2 separate regions of the Homo sapiens genome follow, and region 1 is linked to region 2. Evidence: chromatin contacts called from ENCODE Hi-C data. All regions are on one chromosome and are shown on one strand. The core of a region is the stretch at or near the end of the contact, and the rest is flanking DNA. Distances in the headings are between cores, read along the strand shown. Region 1 has its middle 19 kb from the start of PPARGC1A-AS1. Region 2 has its middle 39 kb from the start of PPARGC1A.

Region 1 (6,866 bases), core at 298-2,797, 140 kb after region 2:
GGTCCTAATGACAGAGAATGCCCTTGCCCAATTTCAAATGGTTGCTCCCATTGCCAATCATTTGCATTGCAAGACTCAACATATGCAACATTGGGGAAAGATGGCTAAATTATATTCCATCATTTCCATCTCCTAGAGAGAAAAAGAGTGTTTGTAAATATTGGAAATGTGATAAGAGCTATCAGAAGTGCATTGAAATCTGCTAAATAACATAAGATACACTCCCCATGGATTGTTTTATACCAATATAAAATTCATCAATTATTTATTTTATGGAAATGGAAAATAAAAATCTACCATTATCTTATCTTACCCAAATACTGAATTTATCTGCCACTGTGGATACCAAGCACTCCTGAGTTTCAATAGATAAGTCTCAGTTCCTGACTTGTCTTCTATTGTTGCTTAAATTGCATAAGGCATTTTTAATCTTCCGGTTGGAACCAGCAAGGACATTAGAACTCTTCCCTAAATGCTTAACTTTTTAACCTAACAAGTCTTTTGAGGGCGGAGAGAAAATGAGGGATTTTCAGAAGCAGCATTAGTAGCTGCTAGTTTGGTACTGGAATATCCTGATTGAGATAAAGGATTTATTTCATATTGTCCTCAAAACATTGACTCACTTTCATTCTTGTTGATACTAATGGCAAAATAATTATTAAAACCAAAATTGGGCTGACAAAAATAACATTTGATATAGCTTTTTTTAAAAAAAGATTGTCTCAATTCAAAAGTCCTCCAAACCAAATCTGTCTAAACTGTATACAATATGATATTGAATTGAAATTCTTTTTTAGCATTGTCGGTTTTCTCTTCTTTGTAGGTTTATTTAGCTAATCATTGGATATAATTTACAGCCCTAATAACGTTACTATACTGACTCGACTGTAGTGTTACTAGCTACACATTTATAACTCAGTATTAGTTATAGAATATTTTAACTAAAACATTCCATTTGCAATATTTATATTAATCTTATATTTTGCAATTTTCGTTGCTACTCCGTTTTCAAACACACTACAATCCATTATAAATCAATCTTTGTACTTTATCAAACGGCAGAGAGTAATAAAGAAGGTCACAACTCATAGAGGAGTTCCTTGGAGGTTTGTAACATCATGATTTAAATCTCAGAAAGATTTAATCAAAAGCTGAATTAATCCCTGGGGGAAAAGATAGTATATAGATTCTATTGATGGACACAAAGCAGCCTATTTCTGTTCACCGGTCTCTGTTAGCATGTTGGGGAAAAGAAATACAGATTTTCTGTGAGAGGGAAAATAAGATTTTCTTGTAGGGGAAGGATGGTAAGACATAACCTTCACGTTATGCTTCCTCCCTTCCACTCAAAATGGCCCATTTTTATTTTCCACTTACTGGGGCGTTATCTGTTCTCCTAGTGCATGGAGAATGTTAAATGTCCTCCACCCCCATGTTTCCCTTGTTATATTCCATGTGATTCCAGTAACTATGCAGAGTCCCAAAAGCTCCACTCTAGTCAAGCATGTGGAATGCGGGGTCACATGGGCTGGTTTCCAGGTCTCTTCTGTCGTAATCAGGTGACTGCCCTTGGGCGAATTCTCAGCACTGGGGACACTGGAAACTTGTAGAAGAAATGATTATGAAATGTGAATATTTTGAGGACCAGGTTCGACTGAAAAGCCATAACATTGTTTCATGACTAGGATGTAGGCTAAAGGCAAGAGGCCACCACTTTCCCACATGTCTCTTTTCTGTCCATAATTAATTCCAGAGGAATGTGACCATATTCTGTTCAGCTCAAAACCCATTACTTACCATTAGGTGACTTATAAAGGGGCAGAGTGAAATTAATTAATTGAAAAGAGTAAGAGAACTTTTAGAGGAGAAAACCAAATGATCCTATAATATTTTCATGATTAAATTAAATGAATGTAATTATACATGCACATATGCACACCAAGGCATTATTATAATCAAGGACCTTAAAATATTGTATCATTTCAAATTTATGCATATAGCACTTACTGAAGGCAAGTAGCTAGTGTGATACTTGAATTTGCATATTGACCATTTTCATATATTTTCATATATTAATTTATAGTAGGAAGAAGCTGAATTATTAGGAAAAATCCTGGGATGATTTAAAAAAAATATTGTGCTTCTACTTGTTTTTGAACATCAGGGGCACTTAGCAACATTATCTTTTTTTTTCCACATAGTTTTCTGTGATGGATTTTCAACAAGATGACATCCAAGTGAAAGCCAAAATTAAATGGGAAGGAAAGAATGTTAAGTGGTAAAATCCTAAATAGCTTATTAGACTACTTAATTGGAGGGAATTTATTTTTTGCTGCTGTTAGGAACTCTATAGTCAAGCTTCTCTTTAACAATACTAATTGATGAAAAAAAGTGGCTATAGTATTATAGTTACCACAAAATGCCCTCCAGCAAGTCATTTAAGGAAATTCACAGGTACTTTCCTTTGATGGACGTTGGTGTTGCTGAAAATCAAGTCCTGTCTTCATTCGTATCATCATTGCTTTCTCACTTCATTTCCAAGCAGGTCCCCTGCTTATTCCTCTCATAGCTTCACAGTGCGCTTGAAAGACTGACTTAATTCTTAAAAGAAAATTAGGACGTGCTTGTTCTTAGTTTAACCATCTACTAGGTTTTCGGCTTGATCACTATACCCTTTAATCAGATGTATGACTAATGTTTCATAGTGCTTAGAAGTATTGCCCTCTGTAAGCACTTCCCTATTTGTTGGCAGGAATGTGTATACACTATCACAGAATGATGATTAATTACTCTGCTTCCTAGAGAAGGGTAAGTTAGTAAACTGGTCACACGGCATGTGATGGAGCCGTGTTACTTTCATGTCAGGCAATTTAATGATCAAGTGCAATGCATGGCGTCATTCTCCTCCACTTATCTGTTTACATGGGAAAAGCATCCTGGTACTGATTCAATGAGCTGCCTTTTCCAGGGTCAACAGTCTGAATTGCAGTTCCGACTATCCAACAGGAAAACAATTGAACAGAAAGCAAAGATTGGAGTTCACCATCCACTGTTTGGCTTCAGTATTTGGAGGGTGGGAAGTACCTATCTGTTGGGCTGACTTTTTGCCATTTCCAGTGGCAGGGGTGGCGGCATTAAAGGGAGTGCCAATGTGTGCACCTGATGAATGAAATAATTCATAGACAACTCATAAGAGTTTCTTTGTCACTTGGTGCCAGAGTCTCATTGAGCCACTGTGTGCCATGGCATGCCATGGCAAAAACTAAGACCAAAAAGGTCACCTGAAGGAAAGAGAAGGAATCAATAGAAGGTTAACCAAACACATTTGAACTTCAGGCACGAAGCAAGGTTTGGACAGAGGTTTCCCGTGGTTTCTTATTTGCCTTGTATGCCAACTCATTCCATGAGATTATATAGACAAAATAGGCAATTGTGCAGCTAGGCTGTAGAATTGTGAAGAAAGGAATGAACCTCACATATTGGTTCTATATGTGAGGGTAGTTCTGTGTCACATAGACAGCCGCTGGCCTTTGATTAAAATCCTGTGTACTTCCTGGCTACCACGTTAATGGGAGACCCTTGAGGATTTCTCCACAGCTAGGTTTTTGGATAGAACTTTTAAGCTTTAATTTTGTGGAATGATAAAAAGATAATCCCTACATTCATAGAATACAAAGAGCTCTTTAGATTTCAATAATGCATTGAGGAGGCCCCCCTATTTTCTTCTCATTGTTTGTTTCAGTTCTACCATCTCAAAGTAGCCATTTCCAGCAAGGAACCTTCACCAACTTTCAGCATTCTGAAGGTTAAACTCAAGCCCCCTCAAAAGTCGTATCTGCTATATTTCATGGAGACATAACTTCATGGCATTGCAATAATTTAAAGACGTTATTTGCTTGTTTTTGCTGTCTTAAAAACTTAGCTTTATCAGCTCCTTTTAGAAACTTGATCAACTTGGAGACTCCCTTTCCTAGAATCAGCGCTTAGTGACACACCTGGTCATCCTGTATCCCAGCCATTGGACCTCAGGTAATGATGTTGCTCAATAAGACCTCTTAACATCCTCATTTTAAAATTAGAGAAATCTTCCTGTACTGGTAAGAAAGCAAATATGAAAAGCTGCCCTCCATTTGAAAGTCCAGTGAATTCAGGATGTGATTAAAACAGTGAAGATAATGACAAAGATGATGATGGTATTAGCTAACATTTATTGTGGATTTATCTTTTAGTCATTTTACTTAGCTGTTTACATGAATTTTCTTCATTAATCCTCCTAAACAAACTGTAAGGTAGGTATACAACTCTTCCCATTTTATTGAGGAGGAAATGGAGGGTTAAGGTAGCTGGAAAACTGCCCAGATTTGGGCAAAGTCCAGTTGGTCCTAAAACTTATTTTTGAAAGTCTCGTCCTATATATAATGCCTCCAGGAATAAAATATTAATCTTCAAAAGAAATCTGTTAGAGGTATTTAATTGTTAAAATTTGTGTACTTTTGTTGCTACCGTCTGACTGAAACCAAAATCTGCTTGTATTGCATTCATCATTCTATATTGATGGAACTTCTCCAACGTACTAGAAACTCCACATCTAGTTGGCAGTATAGTAAGAAAAAATTAAAAAATATATTTTGTAATAGCTTCGGTAGGACACTCTCACCAGAATCCTTATTGTGAGTATCTATATATCTATGTATCTGTGTATCTATCTATCTTCTATCATCTATCTATCTATCATCTATTTATCCATCTGTTTATCTGTCTATCCACCTACCTACATATATTGCATTTTGTGGAAAGTATATTGCTGTAAGACCAATGTCTATGAGGGTTGAGGCCAGAGATCCTCATACTTAATGGGCAGGAATGACCTAGTGCTGTGATTCCAAGGTGTACGATCTTACTTACAAGGGCTGATAACCAACTTTACAAAGAGGTAGAAACCTCTTCCATAAGTTAAAGTGGATTTGGAGGTATAAAATGGTATATTCTTACCACTGAGAAGTTAAATCACAAAAATAATCAAATTGAAGAGCTTTTTATGGTTTTTCAAGCACTATTAAAAAGTTTCTGGGCTGGGCGCAGCAGCTCACACTTGTAATCCCAGCACTTTGGGCTGAGGCGGGCAGATCACTTGAGGTCAGGAGTTCGAGACCGGCCTGGCCAACATGGTGAAACCCCAACTCTACTAAAAACATATGAAAATTAGCTAGGCGTGGTGGTGTGCACCTGTAATCCCAGCTACTTGGGAGGTTGAGGCAGGAGAATCACTTGAACCTGGGAGGTGGAGGTTGCCGTGAGCGGAGATTGTGCCACTGCACTCCAGCCTGGGTGACAGCGCGAGACTCCATCTCAAATAAATAAGTAAATAAATAAGTTTTCAATTTAGGGCTAATATAAGAAAAAAACTTAAAAAATAATCAGTCCCGATTTTGCAGCCATTGGTAAACCAGTCATTTTCTCAGAAAATTCGTCTGTCTTGGAGAACACAAACCCTAGGTTATTTTGACTAAAGTTCATAGAATTCTGAAAATGAAAGTTCATGACCAACTTTTCTTCTTTCCCACTTCATAATCTTAACTGACCTCATGCTCACTGAGCATGGCCACTGGATTGGAGACGGGCCTCTGGTATTGCAGTGTGAGAAACTGAGCCCCTCTTTCCAGAGATTCTTACAGTATCCTCAGACAAGCGATAGGCACGTGGAGAATCCACCTTTGGACGAAATGCTTCCTTGTTTCTGTGATTACATTCATTGTCATGACACAATGCTAGCTCGGATATCAGCTGTTCATGATAGAAGACCTTCTTAAGATTTCTTAAATATGTTTATTTGGATTTCTCTCTGCAATGCTAACCTGTCTACAATCAAATCTTAGGATTACTGTAGATACTGATCGGTAGACACTCAGTGTTCTAATTTATGGATCGCCCTTTGAGGGTAGTGTCTTTGCTGCACCTGGCATCAGTTGTAGGGAAAAGCGGGCTCAGTTTCTAACATTGCAATACAAGAGGCCCATCTCCAATCCAGTGGTCATCCTCAGTCAGCATGAGGTCAGTTAAGATTATGAAGTGGGAAAGAAGGAAAGGTGGTCATAAACTTTCATTTTCAGAATTCCATGAACCTTAATCAAAATAGCCTAGAGTTCGTGATCTTTTTTTTAATTATACTTTAAGTTTTAGGGTACATGTGCACAATGTGCAGGTTAGTTACATATGTATACATGTGACATGCTGGTGCGCTGCACCCACTAACTCGTCATCTAGCATTAGGTATATCTCCCAATGCTACCCCTCCCCCCTCCCCCCACCCCACAACAGTCCCCAGAGTGTGATGTTCCCCTTCCTGTGTCCATGTGTTCCCATTGTTCAATTCCCACCTATGAGTGAGAATATGCGGTGTTTGGTTTTTTGTTCTTGCGATAGTTTACTGAGAATGATGATTTCCAATTTCATCCATGTCCCTACAAAGGACATGAACTCATCATTTTTTATGGCTGCATAGTATTCCATGGTGTATATGTGCCACATTTTCTTAATCCAGTCTATCATTGTTGGACATTTGGGTTGGTTCCAAGTCTTTGCTATTGTGAATAGTGCTGCAATAAACGTATGTGTGCATGTGTCTTTACAGCAGCATGATTTATAGTCCTTTGGGTATATACCCAGTAATGGGATGGCTGGGTCAAATGGTATTTCCAGTTCTAGATCCCTGAGGAATCGCCACACTGACTTCCACAATGGTTGAACTAGTTTACAGTCCCACCAACAGTGTAAAAGTGTTCCTATTTCTCCACATCCCCTCCAGCACCTGTTGTTTCCTGACTTTTTAATGATCTCCATTCTAACTGGTGTGAGATGATATCTCA
Region 2 (6,897 bases), core at 233-2,732:
TTTATGCTACTTATTAGCTGTGTGATCTGGGAAAAGCCACTGGAGACGTCTGCACTTCGATCTATAGAATGGAAGGATAGCATTAGCTCCCTGGAGGCAGGAGGAGGATGGACTAGATAGTTCCCAGCCAAGCGAGGAACTAAGCGAGGAACTAATTAGTCCCACTAAGAGCATTCTCTTGTTCTCTGTCTTCTCATGTATTTGGGTCCTTTTAGACTCTTCCAATCTTTATTGATCAGTACCTTTGGTTTTTAGTTATCTCTTCTCTATACATTTGTCTGATTATTACTTTTACTTGTACATCTTGCTATTTCCGTTTGTTGAATTAATGAATGGATTTGCCTTCTTTCTATTTTTAGCTACTATGACCACCACCACTATGGCAACTCCTGTTACAAATTACTGTATAACTACCATGTGCCTGATTATTTGCCAAGTGTAAAGCATTAACAGTAACTCCTTTTAACAACCCTGACAATGGGGTATCATTATCCCCATTTTGTACATGAGAAACTGAGGCTCCGCAAGGTGAGATAATTTGCCTGAGGTCACACCATGGTAAGTGCTGGAGTCAGACTTTGGATCTGGGTATCTCTGACTCCAAAGATCGTCATAACTTCCATGGCTTCCCATGAGCTACTGATTATTGAGCACCTACCACTTGTTAGCCACTTAGCATATATCACCTCTTTTTATCCCCATGGCAGTCTTGTAACTTAGGTATTATTTTTCCATTTTACTGCCGAGGATAATAAAGCTTAGAGAGAGGTGTTAGGTAAGTATGCCAGAGGCACACTGCCAATAAATGTTCTCAAATCCAATGTCAGATGACATTGGATTCTTGCTTCCTTTCTGGTCTCTGCTTTGTGAATGAATCAGTGAGTGAATGGGTCACCTTCCTTTCTTCCTCTTTTTCACTATTCTTTCTTTATTCTCCTTTAAAAAATATGTGCCTTAACTTTTTAAATTAAAAATCTAAAGTATGCTGGAAGTAAAAAAAAAAGTCAGGGCGGGGATACAGAAAAGCACAAATAAAATAGAGCTAGTCTACAGTAACCTTCTACCCAGAGGTAATAACTTTCCTTCCTTTTTTTTTCCTCCTTCCTTCCTGCCCTTGCCTTTGTGTCCTCTTAGCCAAGAGTCACATTCCTTCTCTACCTCTTCCAGCACAAACTCCCTTTGGGGGTCCGAGTTTCCCTGCTGTGGTTCTTGGCATAACGCGTGACACACACATTTGCAAAACTAATCAACTGTGGAGGGGACAGGGAGTCCCAGCACAAGCTCAGAAAGGCAGCGGCCACCACAGCAGCCAATTCCTTTCCCTGTCCCCAGAGGTGGGGTGAGCAGGTGACTCCCTGTCACTGATCCCCAGCTGCCCCTCACTAGACTGTGAAGCAACAGAGGCCCTAGCAACGGAAAATGCCACCGGACACTCCACGCGGCGGCATGTGCCAGGCTGCCTCTGGGAGCCTTGTGTTCTAAGCCAAAGTTCAGCTGAAGGGCAGTAGCCAAGCCAGAAAGTCATGTGGCTCCCATGTTGGTTAGTGTGTCACTTTGAACAGCTCTTATCTGATATTATTATGACTAACTCAGTGCTGACAGCATGGGACAGATTATAGGGGACATGTGACAATTATTTAAGGCATCACTGAGTGCACTGTGCAGCTTATATTAACCCCTTCTTTCCAGGATCACTTTCCTGCATGTGTTTGTCCCTTTGAGAGTCTGGGTAGGAAAAAAGAAACAAAAAAGTACATTGAACCCTGAAGGGTGCTACTGGTTTCCATTTGAACAGCCTCTGGCAACAATTTATTTTTGTCCCCATAGCTTGAATGATATATGCTCTTTTGGCCTAAAAAGAAAGAAATCAATGATAAGGTTGTTCATATTTCAAAACCTTTTTTTATACCTTGTAACTGATAAAATTCATACCTTTGTCATCATTGTTGTTGTTAAGGTTGATCTTTAAGATATTAGAGAACCGTGTTGAAGTGCTAGCTGGAGAAATAGTCCTTCAGCGTTGTACCTAAATGTCAGTGGTCAGAAGGCGTTACTCCCCACAATATGATTGACATCTTGGATGGTGCAAAGCAAACATAAGAAATGCTATAATTTATTATTTATTTTCTGCCCTTGAGTATATATGTAATGGTACAATGTGAGGGCTGTTACACCAAAAATCAAGTTCAGAGTCACTCATGGTGGAGAGGGATTTTGTCCTGCTTGAAGCCATGGGTAGTAATATAAATATTCTTTCTGTGTGAATGAAAAGGAATTTCAAACCTGATTTGGGGACTTAAAGGTAAATGAAACAGAATATCTAGGTAAAAATTCAGATGATATCATTTAAAGATGTCAAGGATGCTAAAATATACATATATTTAACGTGGCACCCTGGAGTGGGGTGACAAAAAACAGAGTCTGCAAATCTATAGGAGAGGTTGAATATCAGCCATGTTTTGAGGATTTCCTTGGTGAGTTTATGGTCTGTTAACACTCAGCTGTAAAATGGAATGATAATACCCTCCTCATAGGGTTGTTAAAAAGATGTAATGAGAAGAGCCTCATAAAGGCTTAGCCTAGGGCGCAATGAATGCTAAATAAAAGGTGGCAGGTATTATTCTAGTTATTATTCTTGTTATTGTTATTTGTAGGCAAATCCTCTGCAGCAGAAGGCAGCAAAGTTTGAACACAGACTTGAAGTGTTAACACCTCCAGGATGATTTCAATCTTGGGGCCACTTCAACCTTCTCCCACTGAGGGTAAAGCCATTGCCAATCTTTCTTCCCCACTCTCCATAATGGGTGCCGCACTTTTTCCTCTCAGTAAAGTGCCTGCCATGGTTTCTGTCATTAACATTCAACAGTGTTCACACTTTGCTACTGCAGAGGGACTTGAACCACTTCCAGCAAAGTGTGAGTGGGAGAGCCTCGGGAGGCAGCACTAGCCTTACTCCTTTTATTTTTCCAAGCAATTCACCTCTGGCTCCAAACTTGCATGTGCTGTTCAACCACATAAAAGGTCTGTGGCTAACTGGCATCCTAAGATGGTGGTTGATGGAACATCTATTATGATGTGAGCACATCCTCAGGGGTTTTATTTTTCCACCTCTAGTAACTCACACAAGTTTTCCTTCTACCACATATAGCATGCTCTGTCTCATTTTGTCTATAGCAATACTTTAGCGTCCTTTATAGACTGGTGTTCTATGTACCTCCCTGGGTTGACCTAACATTTAATCCAGTTTGGGTGAGTTACTTTTATTTATTTATTTATTCATTATTATTTTATTTTGATTTTGATTTTTAAATTCCAGGGTACATGTGCAGGATGTGTAGGTTTGTTACATAGGTAAACGTGTGCCATGGTGGTTTGCTGCACCTATCAACCCATCACCTAGGTAATAAGCCCAGCATGCATTAGCAATTTTTCCTAATGCTCTCCCTCCCCCAACCGCATCCCCTGACAGGCCCCAGTGTGTGTTGTTCCCCTCCCTGTGTCCATGTGTTCTCATTGTTCAGCTCCCTTATAAACAAGAACAAGCAGTGTTTGGTTTTCTGTTCCTGCATTAGTTTGCTGAGGATAATGGCTTCCAAATCCTTCCAGCTCCATCCATGTCCCCTACAAAAGATATGATCTTGGGTTTTTTTTTTTGTTGTTTTTTTTTGTTTTTTTTGTTTTTTTGTGGCTGGATAAGTACCACATTTCCTTTATCCAGTCTATCATTGATGGGCATTTGGGTTCATGCCACGTGTTTGCTATTGTTAATAGTGCTGCAATGAACATATGTGTTCATGCATCTTTGTAATAGAATGATTTATATTCCTTTAGGCATATACTCAGTAATGGGATTGCTGGGTCAAATGGTAGTTCTGGTTCTAGATCTTTGAGGAATCCCCACCCTGTCTTCCACAATGGTGGAACTAATTTACATTCCCACCAACAGTATAAAAGCATTCCTATTTCTCCACAACTTCACCAGCATCTGTTATTCCCTGACTTTTTAATAACAATCACTACTCTGACTGGCGTGAGATGGTATCTCATTGTGGCTTTGATTTGCATTTTATTCATAGCAATTCTTGTTGAGTATTTATTTTGTGCCAGGTACCCTTTTTGGGCCTGGAGATACAAGAGAAATAGAGCCTAGAAGCCTAGGATATAATTTCGCTGCCTCCATTTTCCCACCAGAAATTGTGGATTTTCCCTCTAAGGAAATTCTACTTAGTGGCAGCTGCATCCAAGAACAATAACCTTGAACGAACGAAGCACCAGACTCTGAAAATAGTCCAGACACTTTTTCCTGACATCTTTATTTTGATGCATCAGACCGGGGTTGATATTCGGCTGGGATGCACCATCATGGCAGTACCAGTTGTAAAAATATTAAAATACTAGCTGCTGCCCAGGCCCTCCAAGTGCCCAGACTCTGTCAGTGTGGCTCCTGCTTTTGGAACTCCTCAACTGCTTCACGATCTAGTAACCAAAAGATTAATGCTTGACACAGCAGGGTCCTAGGATGCATTCTGATTGGTTAAAGTCCATTTCCATACTGGCTCTTAAGCCTGCAAGGATTTTTGAGTCATAATACAATTCTGTTCCATGATGTAGGAATCAATAACAGAAACTGAATTTTGATTGTGGACAGTGTAGTACAATTGAGGAGCCTTGGCTGGATCAAGATTCCATCCCTTCTGATGTGGGTAAACTTGGCTGAGTTATTCTCAATGCCTTAGTTTGTGTAGATGGTAAGAATAGGAATGCCTAGACAGCAGGCTGCCTGGGGCTACTGCAAGGAAAAATTAAGTCAGACATACAAAGCACCTAGAACAGTGTTTCAAGATAACAGGTGCTCAGGAGGGATTACTTATTATTATTCTTATTAGAAAATTTTGTAAAACTCAAGCTTAAATTTGACTGATTTCAAGAAAGGTGAAACAGATCCAATTACCCTCTCTCCTAACTGCAAAATTAAACAAAACAAAAACAAGAAAAAACCATAAACCTTTTCTTGATGGATGTGAAGAAATAAATATATAGGAGGCTTTTATTTTACTGGCATAATAACATATATCTTTAAAATATCTACATGTAGGATATGCAGACAGTCCTGGACATATAATAATTTAACTTTTGATTTTTTGACTTTATGATGGTGTAAAAGTGGTATACATTCAGTAGAAACCATACTTCAAGTACAGAGTACTCATAGAACCAATCTGTTTTTCACTTTCAGTACAGTATTCAATAAATTACATTTTATTATAAAATAGGCTTTGCATTAGATAATTTTGCCCAACTGTAGGCTAATGTAAGTGTTCTGAACACATTTACGGTAGGCTAGACTAAGCTAGGTTGTAGGTTAGATGTATTAAATGCATTTTTGACTTAGATATTTATGACTTACAATGGATTTATTGGACATAACCCCATTGTCAGTCAAGGCACATCTGTATGTGTAAATGTGTTTTTGTTAGATAGATCATGTATTCAGTAATTATTGTTATGTGCATGGAAGATATATATGAATAACAGAGAGCCACTGCTGTCAATGAGCTCATTGTCTGTGGGGGAAACAGATGCATAAACTAGCGATTATAATGTGCTGGGTGCAGTAGTAGATGAGTACACCAGGCTCTGGAGGAGCCATGAGCAGAAGGACTTAACATGGCCTCAAGCAGGCAGTGAGACTCCCTGGAAGAACTGACAACTGAGCTGATTCTTAAAGAATGAAGAGAGTTAGATAAGGAAAAAGGATTTGGGAAATGATTTCAGGTAGAGCTGGAGCAAAAGCATGATAAAAGGGCATTCTCTTGGAAGTAGGAAGCAGGGAGGGATAAGAGGTCAGACTGGAGGCAGGGCAGGGGCCAGCTCAGAGAAGACCTTCCTGCCATGTTCAAGCGCTTTCTCTAGGTCAATGTTGAGGGGCTGAAATGATAGACACTAAGGTAGGATGTAGCCAGAGTCAAGTTTTAGAAAGATCGCTGGCTTGAACTAGGACATTCATCATGGAATGGAAAGGAAGGAAGAGACTTAAGAATGATTAAGATTGAAGGGGATGAGTGTATTTTTGGTTTGGGTGGATTGGGTTACTTCTTTTCAACAGATGCAAAGAACACAGGCAGGCAAGCAGCTGAGGTTGGGAGGATGTTAAGGCCCATTTTGTATATTTTGAGTGTTCTGGTCCTGCAAGATGTTGGTGGTGAGTACCCAGCTGTCTCTGAGACTCTGGGGACAATCTGGGCTGGAGACATAGATTCTGTCATGGTGGCAGTTAAAGCCATGAGAGGCAATGAGATGAGCCAAGGAAGACTGAGAAGAATAAGCAAAGTGGGCTGAAAACAGAATTATAGGCAACACCAGCAGTCAAAGGATGAAACACTGAGAAGCAGCATTCAGAGAGTCAGGCAAACCAGGAAAATGCATCACGACTAAAACCACATTTAAGAGGGTCGGGTAGAAATACGGTCTTAGGAGCCCAACTAACACCAATCTCTTACCACACTTCTTTGGTAACATTATAAGTTTGAAATTTTATGGGAACTGCCTTGACTAGAAGTTTCTTCCTTATTTAAAAAAATTTTTTTCTCTCTCTCTCTCTTTCTAGTATTAAGTTTCACTGCAAGTAACTATCTAGTGCTAAACTGATTTTTTCCCCTTTTGTCTGTAGACTAAAACGAAAGTATACAGTTGGACATGAAAAATGATTCTGCTATACCTCCTCACATCTTACCCCTTCCAATGAAAACTAGACTCATAAAACCTTTCCTGTGAGTCCTGGCCTGAGCTTAGGTCAATTCTTCTTTTTAACTGAATCCATTCCATTTTCTCTCATCATCCTCAAAATACGTCTCCTTCACTGCTTTTCACATCCTTTTATGAAATGTTTGTCCTCAA

Evidence for each region. A loop is a pair of places that touch in the nucleus more often than their neighbours do. Pooled maps may share reads with other maps.
Region 1: a map of cardiac septum shows a loop between it and region 2 (3-fold over the local background). The contact joins two enhancer-like sites. A Hi-C loop is called at or near these places in 1 of 168 maps with a recorded cell type or tissue (cardiac septum) and 1 of 50 pooled maps.

The regions. Positions count from the first base shown.
Region 1 is chr4:23,784,637-23,791,502 of GRCh38, reverse strand. No RefSeq gene overlaps it. Among named protein-coding and RNA genes, the nearest start is that of PPARGC1A-AS1, 19 kb to the right of the region's middle. RefSeq lists an enhancer at 2,164-3,363. Within about 2 kb of position 1,547, at least 4 of the 41 ENCODE cell types and tissues checked have a DNase peak (open chromatin) inside an H3K27ac peak, as active enhancers do.
Region 2 is chr4:23,925,541-23,932,437 of GRCh38, reverse strand. It overlaps a transcript of PPARGC1A not described here. Among named protein-coding and RNA genes, the nearest start is that of PPARGC1A, 39 kb to the right of the region's middle. RefSeq lists enhancers at 1-284, 369-2,000. Within about 2 kb of position 1,482, at least 16 of the 41 ENCODE cell types and tissues checked have a DNase peak (open chromatin) inside an H3K27ac peak, as active enhancers do.